2 separate regions of the Mus musculus genome follow, and region 1 is linked to region 2. A link is a loop called in an ENCODE intact Hi-C map of the cell type or tissue named here. Cell type or tissue: heart. All regions are shown on one strand.

Region 1 (8,000 bases), 120 kb before region 2:
ACAAGTTTGGAAACTGAGGCTCTGTTTCAAAAAGACAAAAAAAAAAAAAAAAAAAAAAAAAAAAAGTAAAAAAGCAAAACATCTTTAATCTCAGCAGGCAGGAGGTGAGTTACCTCAATCTGTAAGGCAGAGTGAGACTGTGTGTCAAAACATTCCACTATTGAAAAAGGTCCCTAGCCCCTGGTCTTAGCCCCTGGTCTTGAAGTCTCATATTGGGGCTTAAATGTCATCAGTGGGGTGTCTTCTAGCGTAGGGAGAAGAAAATAAATCATTACAGAAGAAAACCCATTTGCCACTCCTTACAAGATATGAAAGTATAAGAGACTGCTTGGGAAGCAAGGACAAACTTGCAGCCCCATGGGACAAGTCTGTCATAATCAGTGACATGAATCAAAACCATTGTTACAACACTGAGTGTTCTCAGACAAAATCCGGGTATGAGTTCCAGCCCCAAGGACCAGCGCTATTTCTCTGCCAGGAGAAGCCTTCCTGTAAGGGAAGTGGCACAGTGGGCTGCGTTGTCCAGTTTTGGGAGCCACATCTAAAATGTGTTGAAGAGCCTCTCAGCCATCACTTTCTAACCCCGAGGCGTTCTTAGAGGTATTGAGTCAGCCACATTGTCGATGGAAAAGGGCAGGCGAGGCATTGCTTCAGCATGGCATGTTCTCACCTACTGCTATGCTATGCTCCGACGCTTGGCCTGCCCCAACCTCATTTTCTGTTTGAGTCTGGGTCTCATGTACTAGGCTGGCCTTGGAATCTTCATATATCGAGAACATGGCCTCAAACTCTTCATTGTGGTTGTTGTTGTTTGATGTTGGTGTTTGTTGGAGACAGGGTCTCAGTCACCCTGTAACTCTGGCTGTCATGGATCCCTCTAGACAGACCAGTCTGGCATTGGATTCAGAGAAGTGCCTGCCTCTGCCTCCTGGTTGCTAGGATTAAAGTGTTAAATCACCAAGCCTGGCTTCTTGCAGTCTGAATCCTGCTTCCTCCTCAGGAGAGCTAGATTCCAATCGATCTTATCAGATGAATGGCAGTTCTTTCCAGCTCTCAGATAAGGAAACTTGAGGCAAGAGAGAATAGGCGGCGGAGCAAGCTGCCTTCTACGTGGCCGGCTGGGCAGGCTGCTGCTTGTTACCCACCGGAAGCATTCCTGTTGGGGGAAGGTGTGTGGCTGCTTAGCTTGAGTGCATGGCGCACAGCGAGTGATCCATTAACAGCAGCTGCTGTGCTTGTCTATAGGCTGTGAGTACTTGACTACTTACCTTTTCTGGCCCTCAGTTTCTCTCTCAGCTGGGGAGTTAGGGATGGTGACTGCAGCCCTGCTGTTTCTGAAAAGGACGCTGGTGCTGTATTGCTTTCTTTTTCTTTTCTTTTCCTTTTGGTTTTTTGAGACTGGGTTCTCTATAGCTCTGGCTGTCCTGGAACTCACTCTGTAGACCAGGCTGGCCTCGAACTCAGAAATCTGCCCACCTCTGTCTCCCAAGTGCTGGGAGCAAAGGTGTGCACCACCACGCCAGGCTGCTCTGTTGCTTTCAATCCCAGCTCTACCATTCGCATGAACAGGTGATTTTACTTTATGGGTTTCTCTGATTTCCTGTGAGTCGGGAACCATGGACCTGTGGGAGCATCCCGACTAAGGGTGTGGTCCTCAGAAACATCGATGATTTGTAGGTCCAGGGACACCCACTTGTTCATTTAGAAACTCTGCAGAAAACAGTATAGTTCCTCTGCCTGTACAGTCCACTGACCCAGCCTGAGCGCTGAGACTCTCCCATGTTCCTCAGCCTCAGGACAGCATTTGGCCGCCTTCCCATCTTAGGACAGTTTCCAGACCTTCAGGAGCTTGATCTAGCTGCCCTCAATTCCAAGCTCAGCGGGTGCCCCGTGCAGAAGCCAGGTATTTTTCTTTTAGTTTTACTCTTTTAGGCTGTCATGGGTCTGCCACGTGACCTTGAGTGAACTTTCCGGTACATGGGGTGGGGGGTGGGGGAAGGCACTAAGTCACCAGATTCCCTGTCACCTCGGGACCACCCCTTTCCTTAGCAAATAGGCTCTGAGAACAACCTGTACAACAGGAAACCGCATGTGGTCTAGAAACAAGCTCCGAGCTTCCCTCTCCCCACCCAAAGGGAACAGATGGCAGGGCAAGAACTTTAAGTTGAGTGTCATTTCAGGCCACCCCTGCTTGGTAGGTATCGTGTCTGTTAAATGTTTCCCCTGCACAGACATTTATGTAAGCAGTCGGACAGCAATCAGATGCTAATCACAGTGGCCACTGTTGTCTGCATGCTTTCTTGATAAGTCAGGCCCTGCTGTATGCCTTCCTCGGTGATTATTAGCTCGTCGCCTCCCTTGAAGCTCTGATCTCAATGAGGAGCTGAGACCTAGAGGAGTTAAAATATATCATGTCCTTGGTACCCAGTCTAGACCACTTTGTGTGTGTGCGTGAGTGTTTCTTGTTTTGAGATAGGCTCTTAATCTTTTTTGTTGTTGTTGTTGTTTTGTTTTGTTTTTTGAGACAGGATTTCTCTGTATAGCCATGGCTGTCCTGGAACTCACTCTGTAGACCAGGCTGGTCTCAAACTCAGAAATCCGACCGCCTCTGCCTCCCGAGTGCTGGGATTAAAGGCGTGTGCCATCACAGGTTCTTACTCTTTAACCCAGGCTGGCCTGAAACTGTATGTGTGTGTGTGTGTGTGTGTGTGTGTGTGTGTGTGTGTGTGTGTGTGTGTGTGTAAGTATGTATGTATGTGGGGTTTGCCTGCATATATATCTGTGCACCCTGTCCTCAAAAGCCTGGGAAGGAACTGGACCGTCTGGAACTGGAGTTACGAATGAACCACCACGTGGGTGCTGGGAATCCAGTCTGGTTCCTCTGAAGGAGCAGCCAGTGTTCTGAGGCTGCTGTGCCAGCTCTCCAGCCTCTTTAAACAACACCTTTTTTATGTGGTGTTTTACTTGCATGTTTGTCTGCACTGTGGCCTTCCCAGAGGGTTGTGAGCTGCCATAGCTCTCTCTCTCTCCCTCCCTCCCTCTCCCTTCTTTTCTCTCCCCTTCCCTCTCTCCCTTCCTTCCTCCTCCCTCCCTCCTTTCTCCTCTCTCCCTATCTGCTCCCTCTTCCTCCTCTTCTCTCTCATTCATTCACTCTCCCCCCCTCTCCCTCTCTCTACCCCTTCTCTCTCCTTCATCAACTCCCCCCCTTCTCACACCTCTCCCCTCTCTCTCCCCTCTCCCCACCCCCAGCTTTATCAGAGAAAAAGAGATGACAATAGATGGGGCATGGGTATCTTGTGAGGATAGAGTCAGTGTGCACACACTCGGGTATATACTTGTGTGTCTGTACAGTAGCCTCCTACATACATAAAATAAATAAATCTGGAGTGAGAGCAGCAGTGAGGCACAGCACGGCTTTGGGTTTGGAAAAAGCCGCAGAGGCCTCTGCTGTTTCCACGCCTAGGGTGGTGTAGGAGGCAGGAGACAGGCACAGCTCTGATTCTTCACCTTCCTTCTCTCTGGCCAGCCCAGCTTGCACGTGGGCCCCAGAACAATTAGTGTGATTCCTGCAAGTCTTCAACTCTGTAATGTCCCGGGGCTTGGCTGATGAAGGGAGCTTCCCAGAGTTGGGAAGGGTGGGCAGGCACCACCGCTTCCTCCTTGGAAAGAATAGCTGAAGGTGGGGGTGGAAGGGAACTCAGTCTGTCCGGGCCTTTGTCCTGGTCACTCAGGCCATGAGGTGCAGCTAGGCAGGCGGCGGCTGGGGCTGCTCCCTGTCCCTGCTGAGTGCTGTCTTAGCTCTGCAGGGAGCTCTTAGTCTGATAAAAGGAGGGAAAACAGTAAGGCAACACCATCCCACCCCCACGGGAGAGAAGCTGAATCAGTGAGTAAGCCTTTGTTCTGTCTTGGCTGCCAGACAACAGCCAGACTGTCCCCTGCCCCCACACAGTGGGAGGGTGCTGGGCTGCCTAATGGTCACTTCACCCTGGCAGCCTCCATCTCCAGGATTCCTAGGTAGGCACGTGGGATGAGACATGCTTCCAGGCTCCTAAATGGATAAGGCTGATCCATCCAGACTAGTCACAGCGGCTGCTTCCTTCACCCTTAGTTGCTGTTCTAGCCCTCCGCTAATACAAACTGTTTTGACCCCTATAGACTTGTGAGTGGTGAAGCCTGCCTTACCAGCTGTTCATCACGGTACAGACACATGCTTCATAGGGTAGGGAGTGCAGGAAACCAGGCTTCTGCATGTAATAAATGGGCAGAAGTGAGGGCAGGGCCTGTGTAGTGTGTGGCGTCCATCAAAGGTGCAGTTAAAATGCTGCCTCTCTTCCAGGATGATGTGTCACTCCTGGTACCTCGATGGGTCTTCTGAAAGTGGTGGGTTCTTGGCTTTCTTTCTTCCTCCAGCCTTTTTGTAGATTTTGAATTTTAGCCTCTGGTAAAAGATGTTCCTTCCCACACCGGGTTTCTCTGTGTAGCCCTGGCTGTCCTGGAACTCATTCTAGATCAGGCTGGCTTTGAACTCACAGAGTTCCTGCCTCTGCCCCCTGAGTGCTGGGATTTAAGACCTCCACCACGACTTGAATGCATTATTTTTGTGAGTCACTGCTAGCTTGGGAACGAGGATCCCTTACTAAATCAAACCCAGACATTCCAAGTGTTTGCCTACATGAGCCATCTTGAAGAGCATGGCTTTATATTAATTATACAGATGGCAGTCAACCACAACTGATGGGTGACTGAGGAGACAAGTAAGGAAATGCTTAATCCAGAAGACCCTCTCTCTGTGATGAGTGTACCAGGTGGGAGTTGATATCCAGTCAAGATGCTAACGGGAGGCCGGGCGTGGTGGCGCACGCCTTTAATCCCAGCACTTGGGAGGCAGAGGCAGGCGGATTTCTGAGTTCAAGGCCAGCCTGGTCTACAAAGTGAGTTTAAGGACAGCCAGGGCTACACAGAGAAACCGTGTCTCAAAAAAAAAAAAAAAAAAAAAAAAGCTAACAGGAAGCATAGGCCAGGCCTGGGCTTGCATGTTGAGAAACTTGGTGCCCCAGGGGCTCCAGGGGGATGAGTTTATCAGCCTCTTGTGGCCTTACAATGGGGATTTGGGGATCAGATCATAAGTCACGTGGGGGAATCACAGACGGTCCAGGGCTCCAGAGATTATCATTCCCAACTCCTTATTTTAAGATGGTGAAATTAAGGCCCAGAGAGGAGGGTATCACTAAGTAAGATGAATAATTCTTGCCTTGGGTGGGTAATAGGAGAGGTCTTTTAAGGGCAATGAGGGTAACATTGCCGAGTGAGTCAGGACCGTGCCAGAGCAAGGCATAACCTAGATCATACAGCAGTTGCACTGGTTTTTGTGCAAGCCGCTTCAAAAGCATTTCACATGTGAAAAAACAGAGGCACAGAGAGCTGTCTTGCCAAGTGTTAAACACATAGGCTAGACTGGAGCTAGGATACACAGTAGAGGGAATTAGCTAAGAGGGTATTTAAATTGAGGCTCCTGTGAATTTGTCCTCCAGTATTTTTTTTCTTTAACTTTCATCAGTGCATATCATGTGATGGATACAGATGATCATAGCTATGTCCCTGAGATCTAACCCAGGCCCCTGTGTTTTGATTTAAACAAACAAACAAACAAACAATATTTTATTTCAGTTGCACTGGGCAGGTCTTGGCAAGGCAGGGAGCAAGTTCTCATGGAGGGAGAGAGGTTCCTACTGTACTTGCTGGGGATGAATGGGGTCCATACCACAGGATGGGCAGGGCCATCTTGGAGATGCAATGATCCTTGTTGCTTGGATGACTTCTTGCTGTTGTTGCTCTCGGGGTCAACATCTCTGTCACATTCTCCAGCACCATGTTGCAGTGGTGGCTGAAGTCCTTCACCTGGCCTGGGAGCTTACTGTTGCAAGAGATGATGAACACCAGTGTTCTTGAGTGACGGCATGAGCCGAGAGAGAGGGGGGCCTGTGCGGACTGACCTTGTCCTCGCACTTCTGCAGTCATCTGGCTCTTGGGTTTATTGAGATTTGTGGTGGAGGTTTCGCCAGAAGACCACTCCCACCTGCACTGCATTGCTTCAGCCTCTACTCCTGAGGCTTGTGTAGTTTTAATCACCCACTTGGTTCCTGTCACCTTCTGAGAGCAGAGCCCAAGTTGTTGGCTTCAAAGGATGTGCCCTGGGGTCAGTACTGGCTCTGGCGTGCAGTCTACTAGACATAGTGGAGGGGCAGGGCTCCCGTGGGAAGGGCCCACATGTGGAGTTAGAAGACCTAGGTTTGAATCCCTGTACCACCATGCCTTAGGGGTTGACTCTGCATCACAATTTCTCTTAAGAGCAGCCAGAGCCCAATGAACTTGTTAGAGTCTATCCTGTATCCCTTAAATGCTCTGGACTGGTTGTTGTTGTTTAACTTTTAAAAAAAGGTTTATTTATTTCATTTATATGAGTGCATTGTAGCTGTCTTCAGACACACCAGAAGAGGGTGTCAGATCCCATTACAGATGGCTGTGAGCCACCATGTGGTTATGGGAATTGAACTCAGTCAGTGCTCTTAACTGCTGAGCCATCTCTACACCCCACCCCCTTTTTAAAATAAAATAACTAAATCTTAGGCTGAACAGAGACTGAAGTGAGCTCTCTCTCTCTCTCTCTCTCTCTCTCTCACACACACACACACACACACAAACACACACACCCCTCAGGCATGGTGTGATTATTCTACATAAGCAGAACAGCAATGCAGCCCAAATAGGTCACAGAGTATCAGGAGAAATCAAAGACATTGACAAACTTGAGAGGTTTTTGATAGCCATTTTCATTGTTTGCCCTTGAGTCCTTTAATTTCTAGCCTGGGCTCCCACTTTCCAGGACTTTAGGATGAGAAGACAGTCTTTTGTTTTTGTTTTGTTTTGTTTTATTTTGGTTTTTTGTTTGTTTGTTTGTTTGTTTTGAGACAGGGTTTCTCTGTATAGCCCTGGCTGTCCTGGAACTCACTCTGTAGACCAGGCTGGCCTCGAACTCAGAAATCTGCCTGCCTCTGCCTCCCGAGTGCTGGGATTAAAGGCGTGCGCCACCATGCCCGGCTCGAGAAGACAGTCTTTTAAAACAAACAAAAATTTATTTTGTGGTGGAGAGGGTGCATGCCTGCTACTGCAGGTGTAGAGGTCAGAGGGCAACTTGTGAGATGTCACCTGTGACCTTACTCTTTTGAACTCAGGCTGTCAGGCTTGGTGGTTGGTGCCTTTTCTTGCTGAGCCATCTCGGCAGCCCAGGAAGGGCTTGGGTGAAGCATTTGGGTCTCTGGGACCCCTGGGATGATAACAAAGCCCTGTCTTACTTTGTTTCTTTCTTGTACATTATCCCTACTGAGTCCCATGCAGCAGCCACTCAAGACAGAGCAGCCTGCAGTGGGCAGCGCTGCCTGCGGAGTCTAAGGCTGCCTGATAGGATGGCTAATCAATGTCTTGGTCCTGGGCTGGTTTAGTCCTGACTTGGTCGGGTGACCTGCTCAGGCTTCACAAAGGCTAACTGAGCAAAGCCATGGTAGAAGCTCAACCTGATGCTTTCTTTTCCTGACAGGGGGAAGGACTTGAAAGAGCAACATGAGAAGAAAGCGTGTGAGAGGGAGATGCAGCGAATCACCTTGCCCCTGTCTGCCTTCACAAACCCCACCTGTGAGACCGTGGATGAAAACACCATCATTGTGCACAGCAACCAGACTCCTGCTGACGTGCAGGAGGGCAGCACCCTCCTCACGGGCCAGGCTGGCACCCCTGGGGCCTGAGCCCCTTCAGTGGGCAGGTGCCCATGTAAACACTGGTACAGGACAGGCCACCCTCCTGCAGTTGGGAGGAGCTACATTTTGTGTTGTGGTTAAAACCTTATCCCATTTTTCTTTTGGGGGGAATGTGACTCCTCATGACACAAGAAGATGCAGGTAGCATTATGGGTGAGGGTGAGGAGGCTGGGTAGGGTCCTATCAACG
Region 2 (8,000 bases):
TTGGAAAACAACAACAACAACAAAAAGAAAGGGTAACGGCCAGTAGCTTTTCCTAAACTTATTTTTACCATCAAATTTATTTTTCACAGGCCAGCAGAACACATTTACATCAATCAAGTATCCCTTTAAAAGAAACCCCCAAATTAGTAAGTTTTTAAAAATCCAACAAATTAAGAGCATTTTCCTTACCACCGAGATGACAATAGAGTCTAAGGCCAAACCATCTCGAATGTTAGGTAACAACTGAATGACCATTTCACAACTGTTTTTTTTTTTTAATCTTGAGAAACATAAACAACAGGAAAACAGGCAGGAACTTTTGGTTCAACCCCAACCTTTTGTTTTGTGGAGGAAGTGTCAGCAGAATTGGGTCATAATATGGAATCTTTGCTTCTCCAGACAACATAAGCATTCTTAAGTACTCTAATGGGAGATGGAAAAGTTATCTACTTAGTGTCTGGTAAAGTGCAAAATAAGGAAATCTAAAGTTAGATTACAAAGCTATAGGTATGCAAGTCAGGACCATAAAAGAATTGGTCATATGTGCTGGGCATCCAGAAAGCTAGCTTAAAAACTGCAGACACTCTCACACCTATACACACACTGCTAGACAAAGAATTAAAGTTCAGTTTATAAACCAGAGAGAAGACTGACCCAAACAACTGAATTGGCCTTCCATTCTGTAATCAGAGCCCACTGGCAAGCAAAGCCTTGGGCAAAACAAGCAATCCCAGCATTTGGGAGGCTAAGGCAGGGGGACCAGTTTGAAGTCACCCTGGGCTACATAATAATACTCTGGAAAAGGAAGAGAGGGATGGAGGCAGAGAGGAAGAGAGCAGAGATAGACAGAGAAAAAGACAGAGAGACACAGATAAGACAGACAGAGACTGACTTTCTAAATTGTTCTCAGCCTGAGCTGAATGTCAGAGTGAGACCCCGACTTAAAATAAATTTTAAAAACTTAAATGTAAAACAAAAATTACTAACTGACCAATGTATTAATTTTAGTTAATTAATTTTTATTTCCTGTTTATTAATACAACATATACTTTGGATAATTTTTATCAGATAATGGATCATTCCAAAAAGGATGATGAAAAGAAGGATGACAAATGTGACAACCAGTAAAAGATTACATAAGATCAAGTGTGCTGGCCTTATTGATAGGAGATATAAACTAGGGAGGAGAGTCCAGAAGGGAAGACAAAGAAATGTCACATTCTGTAGGCATAATGGTACTAAGTAACGAGTGATCCTGGCACTCTTTAAGACTGAAACAGCAGGATCCGGGTTCAAGGCCAACTACAAAAGGAGCTTGAGGACAGCCTGAGATCCCTGAGACCCTGTCTCAGACCACAAAAGAAGTATCACATACACTCTGAAGACAGAGTTATCAGTGGAGAGGTAAGAGTCACAATAAATACTAATACGAGCCTTTTAAATTGGAAAGGGCCGCCTCCTGTATACTTCCTTTCCCAAGGAGACAGTCAATCCCCATCAGTCGTCACCTCTGATAATTCTTCCGTTAAATTCTTAATAGTAAGTACACATGTGTCTTCCCCCTAGAACCTACCTATTAATCGTAGCTGTACCTCTTTCAGCTACAAAGATCAAGCAGGAGGCCTCTTTGCCATAACTCCCCCACCCAACCCCCACCCCCACCCCGCGCCAGCTTTTAAAGATAGTTAGTTATTCTCCTCCGGCGTTCTTTCCTAAGCTAGAAGTTTCATAGAATCGAGCCGGCTCCAGCTGCCTCGAATCGAGTACCGCATTCACAGCGGGACCGCACTTCGGATGAGCAGGCTTCAAACACGAGTAGGACTCCAGAGGAGAACGTTCAAAATAAGGTTTCCTAGGATCCAGACCCAGATTCGAAACAAGCTGTGGGAAAAGCCCAGGGCTGGAGAGCCGGCATCCCGGAGGGTTTCGGAGCAGGTGCTGTGGAGGCCCACGCTTTTGAGACAGCTGTGCCCGGTTGTACAGCTGTGGGAACTAGGTTCAGGGAGGTCAAAGACTTGGCCTCGAACGCACAGTGAGCTGCAGGCAGCGAACTCAAGTCCAGGTCTCCTACGCTTCACCCCAAATCTGTTCACCGCATTCCTCATCTTTCCACTCCACCAAATCGCCACCCACGAGAGAGGCGGTCCCGCCCCCGAGGCTACGGGAGTCAGGACGAGCCCCGTCTGGAAGGGGAGCTTGTGCGCACCCTTCTTTCCCTTTTCTGGGGCCTTAGTTTGCCCAATCTGTACCCACGGATGCCAGTCTGACCTTCCTTCTGGGACCTGGACAGAGCCAGACTGGATGACTCCTGGCCCTTGGCTTCAGATCCCTGAGCCTGGGAAGGGGGTCCCATGCCTCCCGGGCCCGCCGTCCCAGCTCGTCACCTACCTGCCGCCGCGGTAGAGCGAGCGCCAGCGACGCCAGCTGTCCGTTCCCCCGTCCCGGAGTAGCCGAGCCAGTCTTAGAGACGCGTCAGTCAGAAAGATTGAACCTCCGACCCCTCCTACCGGGAACTTGGTCACCTGACGCGGAGCCGCCTCTAGTAGAACAACTTCCGGTTCCAGCCGGAAAAGGCTGGTGTGCAGCGCTGCTCTCCGGCCCAGGCGCCCGGCTGGTAAGTTCCGCCCCGGGACAGGAAGGGGAGGGCGTCTGGTCTTTCCGTAGGGTTTCCTAGCGCTGGAAGAGGAGGGAAGGCAGCTCGGTGGATGGGCGAGCTCGCCTCGCCCGCGTGAAGACGTGGGAATAAATATGTGCGTACCCGCCAGCTAATCATAGCATTCATTCGGGTGATGGGTCAGAACTTCAATGTCGTTTTCGAAGCAGGCTTGGGATACATGGGACCGTGTCGCAAAAATAATGGGCGGATGAAAAAGCCAGTTCTAGAAATACCAGTTTGGAATGCCTTGTACAAGAAAGTAAGGTCAGTGGTTGTTCTGTTTTATAAAGAAGAAGAACAGGAGGAGGAGGCATGGGAAGTGGAGTAGGAAAGGGAGTAGAGAATGAGGAGAAGGGAGAGAGGCCGGCCAGGAACGCGTGAAGAGAGAGGGCGGAGGGGGAAGGGGGCAAAGAGTAAGGGAGAGGAGGGGGCGAACAGCCCCTTTTATAGTAAGCCGGGCATACCTCGCTGTTGCCAGGTAACTGTGGGGCGGAGCCTAGAAGGAATGCTAACAGTGGTGATGGATGAGAATGTGCAAAACGACCCAGGAGCTCTCTTGAAGACTCTACTAGCCAAATCTGTGAAATTTCAGTATCAAAATAATAAAGGTAATAAGAGTATAACTAATTGGAGCCCATGAGATGGTTCAGAGGTAAAGATGTTTGCTGCCAAGCCTGTCAACTCTAGTTCAGTCCCCAGAAACCCAGCGGTGGAAGGAAAGGAGTCTGGCAAGTTGTCATCAGACCTTCACATGTATACAGAGACACTTAATAAATACATGGTAATTTATTTTAAAACTAATTAGATGAACTTGTAACCAATGAGGGATTGTTTTTTTTTTACAGTAGCAAGTGCATTTATTATATTTAAAAATAACTAGAAAAATTGGTGTTTTAGCTTTCCATATATAAAAACATGTGAGTCCAGTGCAACAGTGCTCAGTGCAGGTGAGTGATTTTGCTGTGCAGCTCCTACAAAGCTGCATAGCTGTGCTGTTGCAGGGGTGGGGGGAGTGGGGGGTGGAGAGCCGGCACACCTCATTCTGTAGAACAAGAAGGGACTTCCGTCCTGCCTCGGACAAGCAGTAGCAGTAGCATTCCTGTGTGTAAGCTGAGGTAGGGCTGGCACACCGGCCTTGTATCCTGTACTGGATGGCTTTCAGCTTCTGCTTGCCAGTGTGAAAGCCCAAACGCCAGATGGCAGGTGAGCCTGCATCCTCTCCCCAGAGTCCTTGACCTTATCAATCTCTAGCTCCACCTGTGGGGGACCTGAGGGATCGGTCAGAATACTCCTCCTCCTTCTGTTCCTGGAAAAAGTAAGATTCTTTGGGGGGTTCTTAGTATCATTAATACAAGAATTTAGAAGAGACTCAAAGGAAGCTCAGGACAACTTTATTAGAGTTTGAAAAAAGCAATCAAGGCTAGTTGAAAACTCTAACAGCTGCCAGAAGATGGAGAAAAGGTCACACCTTTTAAACTAGGCATGGAATAAAATTAGACAACTTATCAAGAAATGGAAAAGGACAGGTGGTATTGGCGGTGCACACCTTTGATCCCAGCACTTGGGAGGCAGAGGCAGGCAGATCTTTGTGAGTTCCAGGACAGCCTGATCTTCAAAGCAAGTTCAGGACAGCCAGGGCTACACAGAGAAACCCAGCTCAAAAAAACAAAAACAAAAAACAGAGAGTAGGAGGAAGGGAGGGAGAGAGAGGGAGAGAAGAGAGGAAGGAAGGGAGGGAGGTGAAAACGGGCTGGAGAGATGGTTCAGCTGTGAAGACGGGGAACCAGAGGACCCAGGTTTGATTCCAAGGAACCACACACATAGTGATTCACAACCTTACCTAACTCCAGTTTCATGGGATCTGATACCCTTTTCTGGCCTCCCTGGGTGCTGCATGAACATGTGAGTATATATGCTTCTAGACAAAACATTCATACATATAAAAAAACAAAACTACCCAAGAATGGAAGTGGGCTAGTAAGCTGAGCAAAGTCCCTAAAAAGTATCCACCATACTGGTGCATGGTCTCTTACAGCCCTTTCTCTACAAACTGACTTCCTGTCCATGTTAATCTTGATGTATCTTTTGTTGTTGCTATTGTTGTTATCTCCTGTTACATTGGATCCCAGTACAGTTTACCAGGCTGAGTCAGGACAAGACCTGAGTCCCTACCTTGTCCCTGGGGAGCTGTGCTAGCCAAAGGCAAAGCACAGTGGACTGGCTTGCTGGAGGTCCTGGGGACTCCTCAGTACCCTCTGGGGACTTCTGGCCATTCTAATCACCGAGGGACCAAAGGCAGTTAGAGTCCTGAAGCCCCTTCAGATGACTTGGGGTCGTGCTTACACTGCCAGCAGTTCCAGCTGCTAGGACCTATATCCTGATTTCCACCCGCTGACAACACAAGCTTCAGTATGTGAGTCTCTAAGTACTGTGGCCTGGCCCTCAAAAGTCCTGTCTCTGAGGGTGTAGCAAGGAGGAAGCCTTTTGCTCTGTTCTGGAATTTTTTTTTTTTTAATTTATTATATGTAAGTACACTGTAGCTGTTCTCAGATACTCCAGAAGAGGGAGTCAGGTTTCGTTACAGATGGTTGTGAGCCACCATGTGGTTGCTGGGATTTGAACTCGGGACCGTTGAGCTATCTGGCCCCTGTTCTGGAATCCTATTCTGAGCCTATTCCTGATCTGTGCTTTCTGAAATGACGTCATCACGCGAGCAGACAGCGCGGCTCCAGCTTCACATCTGTACAGTGGTTTATTTTCTCCAGCTGTCCATCCAGTCTGGAGGTCCCTTTCCCTGGAACGCGGGCTCACGAAGGCTGCTCAGTCTTCTCAGATGCATGTGGAAGTCTCTCATCCCAGATGCCACCCTAACATCACCACATAGCACCGCCGGCTTCTCCACCAAAAATCTTGTGTTTGAAGGTCACTTTTCCCTATGATGTCATAGTAACAGCCTGGAGAGAGGTGTCCCTCCGTGTATAGCTGACTCACTGGGCTTTCTCCCCTGTGCCTCCCTTATATGTTGCCATCCATCCAGATTCTTGGCACAGAATGTTAGGGACAAGCAGTCCTAAGTACTGCCATTTTGTTTTCAGATTCCATTTAATCATAGGGGAAACTATGGGAACTGGCGACTTCCCAACAGCTGAACAGCCTCTGTTAGAAGACAGTTGTCTGAGTCCAGCCATCTCAGAGACAACTTGTAAGGATACAGTTGCTTGAGTCCAGCCATCACAAGGACAGCTTCTCCATCTGGCTGGCAGAGTCAACTAAGTTCATATTCCCAGGCCTAGGAGCCAACTCCCATCCTGATTGCAGGAAGCTCCCTTGCTCAACCCCTTATGTCAAAATATAATTAGACAGTGCTCCAGCCCACCCTGCCCCTGTCATGTTATGCTTCCATCCTTTAAATATGCTGTACAACTTTCCTTCAAGGTCACAGTTCAGCTCCCAAGTCTGGTCTGTGGCCCTAATGGGTCAGTAGTGGCTTGATTACACTAAATTTGTGTCATCTGTACTGACTCGGTATTGAGTTATGTTGGATCTAAGCGGATCCCACAACAATATGAACAACGGTGGCCATTATTTTGTGCAGAGACAAATCTGTTCCTACCCACATAAATTCCTGGCTCTGCTATGGCAAAGTCCATTGCTGGTATCTTGGGAGGTTCATATTCTTTCTTTCTCTCTCTCTCTCTCTCTCTCTCTCTCTCTCTCTCTCTCTCTCTCTCTCTCTCTCTCTCTCTCTCCCACTACTCCCTACAATCCTCCCCCCACCACACTTCTTAAATTTTATCTTATGCCAAGCTGTGGGGCACACCTTTAATCTCAGCACTTCAGAGACAGAGGCAGGCAGGTCACTAAGTTTGAGTCCAGCCTGGTCTACAGAGCAAGTTCCAGGGTAGTCAGGGCTATACAAAGAAACCGTGTCTCAAAAAAAAAAAAAAAAAAAAAAAAAGCCAAACAAAACAAAAACCCAAAACAGCAACAAGAATTATACTGGTATGAGCATTTGCCTGCATGTTTAGTATGCATCACTTACATGCAGTATCCATGGAGGCCAGCAGAGGGCAGAAGATCCCCTGGGCCTGGATTACACATGGCTGTGAGTTGCCATGTGAGTGATGGAAATTGAACCCAATTCTGGGAGAAAAGGAGTGCTCTAAACTACTGAGCACCACACTCTCCTGCTTCAGGATACTCCCTCCTCTCCCAGATGCTGTGCTTGGCTCATCAGCTGCATCTTCTTTAAGACAGTAAATCTCTGAACTTTTTTTTTTTGGCAGGGAGGGCAGGATAGAAGAGAACAGCTCACCTTCCAGCCGCCAGGAACCAGCAAGAGAATCCATGAGTTTTTAGTGACATAGAGAAGCAAACAAAGGGGCCAGGGAAATGGCTCATCAATGGTGACTTCAGTCTTCAGTGGCTCTTGCTTGTAGTGCTAGGACTAGGGAAAGCAGAGAAAGGCTGATCCCCGAGTCTGCTGGCTAGCTGCTGTGAGGGCCCTGATGAAGAATAATGAAGGGCTGGTGGGATGGCTCAGCCAGCAAAGGCACTCGCTAAACAAGCCCATCGAGCTGACCTTGATGCCTGGCACTCATAATGGAAGGAGAGAAGTGACCTCTAAAAATCATCCCCTGAGCTGGCCAGTGGTGGTGCACACCTTAGATCCCAGCACTCGGAAGGCAGAGACAGGAGGATCTCTGTGAGTTCAAGGCCAGCCTGATCTACAGAGCCAGTTCCAGGACAGCCAGGGACTACACAGAGAAACTTTCCTGTCTCGAAAAACTACTAATAGTAATGCTGATGACTCCTCTAAAGAAACCCTAGTTCAATCTCTGCCTATATGAACACATGTGCTAGTGCATGTGCAGCCACACCCCGTGTTCATATATATACACACACAGAGAAAGATAGACAGACCATGATGGCCATAATCCCAGGACTTGGAAGGCTGAGGCAAGAGAACTACGAATTCAAGGCCAGCTGGGCTACAGATACTGCCTCAAAAGCTGGCTCAAGGGTTGAAAGCACTGCTTGCCCTTCCATGGGGCCTGGGTTCACCTCTCAGCATGCACATGGCAGTTCACAACCATGTGTAACTCCAGTTCCAAGGAATCTGATGCCTGCTTCAGGCTTCCATGGGCACCAGGCATGCACATGGTGCACAGCACACAGGTAGACAAAATACTTATATACACAAAAACAAGCAAAGCACACACAGGAAAGAAAGAAAAGAATAAACAAGGAGAAGAGAAACTTGCAGCCTCTCCTTTTATTAGAACGGCAAGTAGTAAATAGGATTTGGAAGGTCAGGAGTGAGGAAACGAAACAGGATACTTAC

The links. Hi-C counts contacts between places; a loop is a spot of excess contacts. Peaks named below come from ENCODE experiments on the same cell type or tissue, not always from the same donor. Only the 100,000 strongest peaks of a DNase experiment are listed, where the experiment ranks them.
Region 1: a loop joins it to region 2, with 2.1 times the contacts of the local background. A loop is called at or near these places in 4 of 42 quality-filtered maps.

The regions. Positions count from the first base shown.
Region 1 is chr11:3,333,929-3,341,928 of GRCm38, forward strand. Pik3ip1 (phosphoinositide-3-kinase interacting protein 1) reads left to right here. Exons shown (of 6, transcript NM_178149.4): 6 at 7,595-8,000. The coding sequence ends at 7,799. Among named protein-coding and RNA genes, the nearest start is that of Gm12592, 6.7 kb to the left of the region's middle. In heart, no CTCF peak of the experiment used is centred here; DNase peaks (open chromatin) are centred at 583, 983, 1,953 and 3,903; H3K4me3 peaks cover 426 bases; H3K27ac peaks cover 4,386 bases.
Region 2 is chr11:3,449,821-3,457,820 of GRCm38, forward strand. Rnf185 (ring finger protein 185) reads right to left here and starts at 3,136. Exons shown (of 7, transcript NM_001290472.1): 1 at 2,389-3,136. It overlaps 8430429K09Rik (RIKEN cDNA 8430429K09 gene), which reads left to right and starts at 2,617. Exons shown (of 4, transcript NR_028317.1): 1 at 2,617-2,920. In heart, CTCF peaks have their summits at 2,433, 3,924 and 6,724 (motif pointing right); DNase peaks (open chromatin) are centred at 2,561, 3,011 and 6,731; H3K4me3 peaks cover 2,794 bases; H3K27ac peaks cover 2,075 bases.